2 separate regions of the Mus musculus genome follow, and region 1 is linked to region 2. A link is a contact called in ENCODE POLR2A ChIA-PET data. All regions are on one chromosome and are shown on one strand. The core of a region is the stretch at or near the end of the contact, and the rest is flanking DNA. Distances in the headings are between cores, read along the strand shown. Region 1 holds the start of Stx7 (syntaxin 7). Region 2 holds the start of Rps12 (ribosomal protein S12).

Region 1 (2,700 bases), core at 174-2,673, 360 kb after region 2:
ACCTGTGTGACTTAGAAGTGTTTGGTGTTTCAGGTTCCTTAATCTGTATTATGAGGAAACAGAACCAGATTTTCTAAAAGGGACTCTGTAGCTTTAACAGCTAACATGACTTTCTATTAGAGGTTATTGCCTTGTCAAAGAATGATTTTTAAAAATAAAACAATTTTGAAAAAGGGAGAGATTTCAAAGAAAAACTTGAATTTCCTCTGTATCTTGGAAAACATACAATGTCACTATGATGGACTAATACTTCTAAAAGTTCACAGTGGAGATGATAGGTAGAACTCAGGGGTAGATCAACTACCTGAAATGTGAGGCCTTGGGTTTGATCCCTCATTCCTCAAAACAAAACCACAAACAACCCGGGACAATGATACAGGTCTGTACTCTGAACGATGAGGCAGGTTGCAAGTTCAAGGTCTACCTGGATTACAGAGTGAGTTCAAGGTTAATATCTGGGTAACCTGTGTAGACTTTGTTTCAAAAACAACAACAACAACAACAAAAACCACTGGAGATAGAGGACAGAGTGAAGGCCTCTCATGTCCAAGGACCTTGGTTCAATTTCCAGTGCTGGACAAAACAGCAAACCTCAACAGTTCACCATGGCCCGAGCTGAATCACATGACTTTAAATGAGTACATGTTCTTTGATCCACTGGGTGGATCCTACTGAGAAGACGCTGTGTTTGAGTCTGACCTAAGTCATCTACGTATGCTTGCAGGTGTAAAACCAACCAACATACAGTTTGCTCTGTGGTTCTGATTCACAATAGTATGGATTCCCCCTACCTCCACTTGAAGTCTATCGAACTTTTGGTATCATGTGTTTTCATGCTCTTTCCAGAAATAACACCATCTTAATTATAGGCAAATCCAAGGCAATCTATTCTAATTAATTTGGCAAAGTATTTCTTTCACATGAACAACTGATGTTTCTCATCCGAGAGGTCACATGCTTGAAGAGTTATTGTTGGAACAGTGTGTGCTCTTAAAGCCTGGGAAAACCACATCCTGTATTTCAAGGATGCGATACCAACTATGAGCCAGGAAAACATCTTTATCAAGTGGGCATTAGGAGATTATCTTTCATTTATCCTTCCGGGGCTTTAGCTAGGATTGCCTTGACATTTTTGCAGTGACATTTTAAAAATGGAGTTGTCAAGTCTACCACAGAGCTGAGGGTTAGGAAACAGAACCTTTAAAAGCTGAGAGTGCTCCCTCAGTCCAGGGAGTCTGGCGCCTCCGAATAAAGAACCCAGCTCTTCTCTATTGTATTGCTTCCTCTTCTGTTGCCCATAGACATCACTTTGTCACCCATCAGAGCTTGGCTCCCCAGCAATTTTGCCAGTCCCTCCAAGCTTCAGCTGTCACTGGCCAATGGGAGAGACGCAAGCCCCGCCTCCTCCTTCCTGGGGCTGTGCCCCGAGCATGCGCAGTGGGCGTGCTTGTGCCGCCGCCCATCAGCTGAGACCGGCTGCGCCAGGCAGTGGGCCCCCGGGTGACAGCGGCTGGAGGTGGCCGAGGAAGCCGGCGAGGTCAGGGTAAGAGGAGACTGCAGAGGCGGGGGAGAGGGGGGCGGGAGGGACACCTCAGAACTGCAGCTCGCTAGTGGTTGCTTTGGGGTGCGCAGAGCGGGGCTCCCCAGGGCGCAGGGCCGGCGCCTCCCTCTCGGGCTCCCACGCCCCGCTCCGGACTCCGGGACGCGACGTGCGAGCACCGGGGCGCGCGGCAATGGAGCCTTGGGGACCGGATACTACCGCCAGATCCTGGCAGGCTACGACCGTGTTCCCATTCTCTGTCAACTTCTCCTCCGAAGAACAGAAAGGGAAACGCGATGGGCCCTGGTCATCTGGCCACAGGTTCGTTCCGCGGCCCAGGGCCTTTGCTTGGCTGTTGGCCTTACTCACACAAGCTAACTTTCTTTGACCTACCTTGTGCTCGTTTCAATTGATTTATGCAAGACACATAACAAGGTAACAAGGTATTTCGAGAATTCGCATATGTGTTTTCTAGGTTAAATTCAGACCAAAAAAAAAAAAAAAGCTTGGACGAGGGTGGGAAGAGGAAGGAAGCTTTACAGTCAAATGCTAATTTTTCCTTATAGCTGTTAAAATTTTGCTTGCATTTTATATGCATATATCAATTTTTGATTGCGTCAGATCTCGTATTTTGTCAGGAATTATTATTTACAAGTTTTCCACAATCAGGAAAATAAAAGGAATTAACTGTGAAACACTGGTTTGGTCCTGTTGGAGGTAGGCATTTCTTTTAGGTGTACTCTGAGCCGCAGTGAACAGAGATTGATAACACTGTTAAATTGTGCCTTGTGGTGCCGATGGGTCTTCGGCTTTGCAAGCTGCTTTCGAAGTTGGCCCCCAGGCTTGTGACTAGTTAAGAACGAGGCTGTAGTTTCCCAGTGTCTGGGGAAGTTAATAGAACACAGTATTAACTCACTGACCTCTGGGTTCTTTTCCTTCAGCTAGCTCACTTCTTATGCTGCTCCTGATTAACAGTCGTTTCTAATTCTGATTATTATCCCAAGTTCATCCATACGCTGCTGGTGGAAAATTATGAATAATTATGTTGAGCTATATGCCACTAAATGGTGTGTGCACAAGGCCCTGGTTCAGTCCCCAGTACTGCAGGGAAATATTACCTCTATGTCTACTAGTACTGCTAGATAAAACTCCCACAGTTA
Region 2 (2,700 bases), core at 22-2,521:
CTCCACCAGCTTGACATACATGGGCTCATCACAGTTGGATGCGAGCACACACAGATGGGCTTGGCGCCTAAAATGCAAAACTCAAAGGTGAAACCTTCAAGGGTCTTCACTGTGCTAGTAAACCTGACCACACAGGATTTACTGTACCAAACTGCAGACTAGCCATTCACTTTCCCTGTACAAACTTAGATACCAATACCACACATTATAATAGGAAACCTATTTATGGCCAAAGGAAACTATGACCACTTTCAGGGTATTTCCAACTTGAAAGCTGATCCAAAGCAGTCCTGTGCAGGAAGCACTGTAAATATTCACAACAGCATCCAAAATCACCTGACTTTACCTCAAACAGTAGAATACACGTGCATAAGCCTAATAAACCATGCATGTTCTCAAGTCTCCCGGATATAGCTAGATTTCCCCGACACCACAATATTGTCGTTTAAGTATTTGCAAACTAAATAATGATGCCCCCCCCTTTTCCATCTTCTAGCAAAACTACCGGACTATCTATCCCCACGAGCTACAGGTTTGTCAGACTAGCTGTTTCTCACCCATGAACGGGGTGAAGGGGTATCCGACAATTCAAGTCATCATGCAAACACTGTAGCTTTACAAAACTACTGCTCGTCATCCCCGATCCACACAGCAACCCACACATCCTAAGTGGGCTAGAGTTGATACCTTTTCCTAGGTTTCCTGCTGGCCGGATGACATTCAGAACTTTTGTGCTAACAGCATGAACTTCACGCTCTCTTCCCTTGGCTGCTGCAGTCTTTGTTCCGGCTGCAACACCCCACAGTATTGAGACTGAGACACGTACTTGTCTAAGGCTTTGGCAGCTTCGCGTATGCCACGTGCTAGGCCATCGTGGATGAGGGCGGTCTTCAGCACCTCTTGTAGAGCAGTGTTGACGTCCATTACACCTCCAGCAGCTATGCTGGAATGCAGACAGAGACGTTAGGACCCTCGGCAGGCTAGGGATGGGGAACTAGCATGGAGAAAAGCCCAGACCAGCGCCGCCCGCGGGAGGCCCACGCCCCACTCGCTCACCCTTCCTCGGCCATGGCGGTGAATCACGGGTGACGCCGAATCTTGAACGCACTGAAAGACAAAACATCAGTAAATCGCCCGTTAAGACCCAAGTACTTCACTTTTGAAGCCAAGGCGCAGTAGACACGCTATCGCCGGCGCACGAGCTGGGATCACACTCACCCCGAGCTTCCGCCTCCGCGCAAGTCGGCGGCGGCAGGGGAAAAGGCCGGCGGTGGCCGCATGACGGTATTTAAGCGCTCCGCTCGACTTCTGTGCGCATGTGCAACTCCTCCCACTAAAGAGGTGGCTCCGGTGGTGCCGTGCCTTAGGAGTTTCCACTTCCGCCTTTAGGAGCGTCCGTGGTAAGAACGCGGCTGGATTTCTAGCAGGCATCGCAGCGGGCAGCCTTTGCCCAGGGGGCGTGGACCACAGAGGTCCCACGATCCGCTCCTACGGAACACGAGAGGAGCCAAACTACTGCCGTTTTCTTCGCTGCTGAATTACTTTGTTTTAAGCAGTTTTTCCACGTCTTATCGTGAAGTTTCCTGTTGCCAATACTGGCCGATTAGGCTGAGTGTGTCCACATTTTGGTCCTTTGGTTTTTAGCCTCTCTGAGTGGCTGTGATTTGTGTATGATCACAAACCCCACTGCTTTGCAACGTGTTTAAGCAGACCTTGCGGCCAGGTCAGATCCCGGTCTGAATGCAACCGGTTCTGAATGAACATTTAGGTAATGACCCTAGTTTTTTTCCCGAGTCGCAGCTTCGCAGACACTGGATCCCTGAGGTACATGTTAAACTCTCACTGTGGATCTGTCACTAAATTCCACCGAGGATTCGGCTACCAGGAGTGGAACTCCAGAATCTTAAAGCCAGTTCCCGCCTACGCCGACAAATGCATTTTAATTTCGAAGGAATCACTCGCTCTTCTACTTCCAAAGCAAATACACAAGACATCTCTCTCAGAAGATATCCCCGAAGCCAACCAGAGCTTCTGATGGCCAACCTGGTGGATACAGTGATCATTGTCGGGCTCATGAATTTCATGAGGATATAAGAAAGTTGATGGAAGTTTTAGCTTTTCCAATAAACGTTTGGGTTTCACCCCTAAAGCCTCATGCTTGCTTCCTTACCCCTGCAATTCAAAAAAGTATTTAATAGGTGGTTAGTTTCTGTGGGCGTATTTCTGCCAGTGTCTATGGTGCTGTTTTAAAGATGAGAGACGGCGGACACTTAAAAGTCTGCATTTTAAAAGATAAAGCTAGTATTTTAGCCAAAGAGTAACATACCAGAATGCCACGGTGCTGGGGAGTGGAGATGATGTGGGAACGCAGGGGATTTGGAGTTTATGGCAGCATTTAAAAGAGGTTTTAACTAGAGTTCCAGCCAGGTAAGTGCAGGAAGAATATTCAGACAGGAAGAGAGAGCAGGAAGGCACACGTGCCTTTTGGCTGTTTTGGAAGTGATTTTGAAACATTACACAGTCGGAAAAGAATGTGGTTAAGTAGAGTTTAAGTAGTTTCCTTAGTATAAGGCTATTAAAAGTTAATGTGTCAAACCATACATAAGTTGCAAGACTTTCATCCCAGCACCTGAGAAGCAGAGGCAGGTGGATAGCTGTGAGTTCCAGGCTACCAGGAAGACAATGTCTAAAGCAAAAAAA

The links. ChIA-PET counts read pairs that join two places held with the same protein, here RNA polymerase II (POLR2A).
Region 1: POLR2A ChIA-PET joins it to region 2 with 14 read pairs in Patski. The contact joins the promoter of Stx7 here to the promoter of Rps12 in region 2. POLR2A ChIA-PET finds 5 or more read pairs at or near these places in 2 of 5 experiments (Patski and embryonic stem cell).

The regions. Positions count from the first base shown.
Region 1 is chr10:24,147,866-24,150,565 of GRCm38, forward strand. It overlaps Stx7 (syntaxin 7), which reads left to right and starts at 1,424. Exons shown (of 10, transcript NM_001358563.1): 1 at 1,424-1,543.
Region 2 is chr10:23,785,938-23,788,637 of GRCm38, forward strand. It overlaps Rps12 (ribosomal protein S12), which reads right to left and starts at 1,272. Exons shown (of 6, transcript NM_011295.6): 1 at 1,219-1,272; 2 at 1,057-1,107; 3 at 827-943; 4 at 1-67. The coding sequence starts at 1,070. It overlaps LOC115487513 (a small nucleolar RNA gene), which reads right to left and starts at 606; the gene lies at 533-606.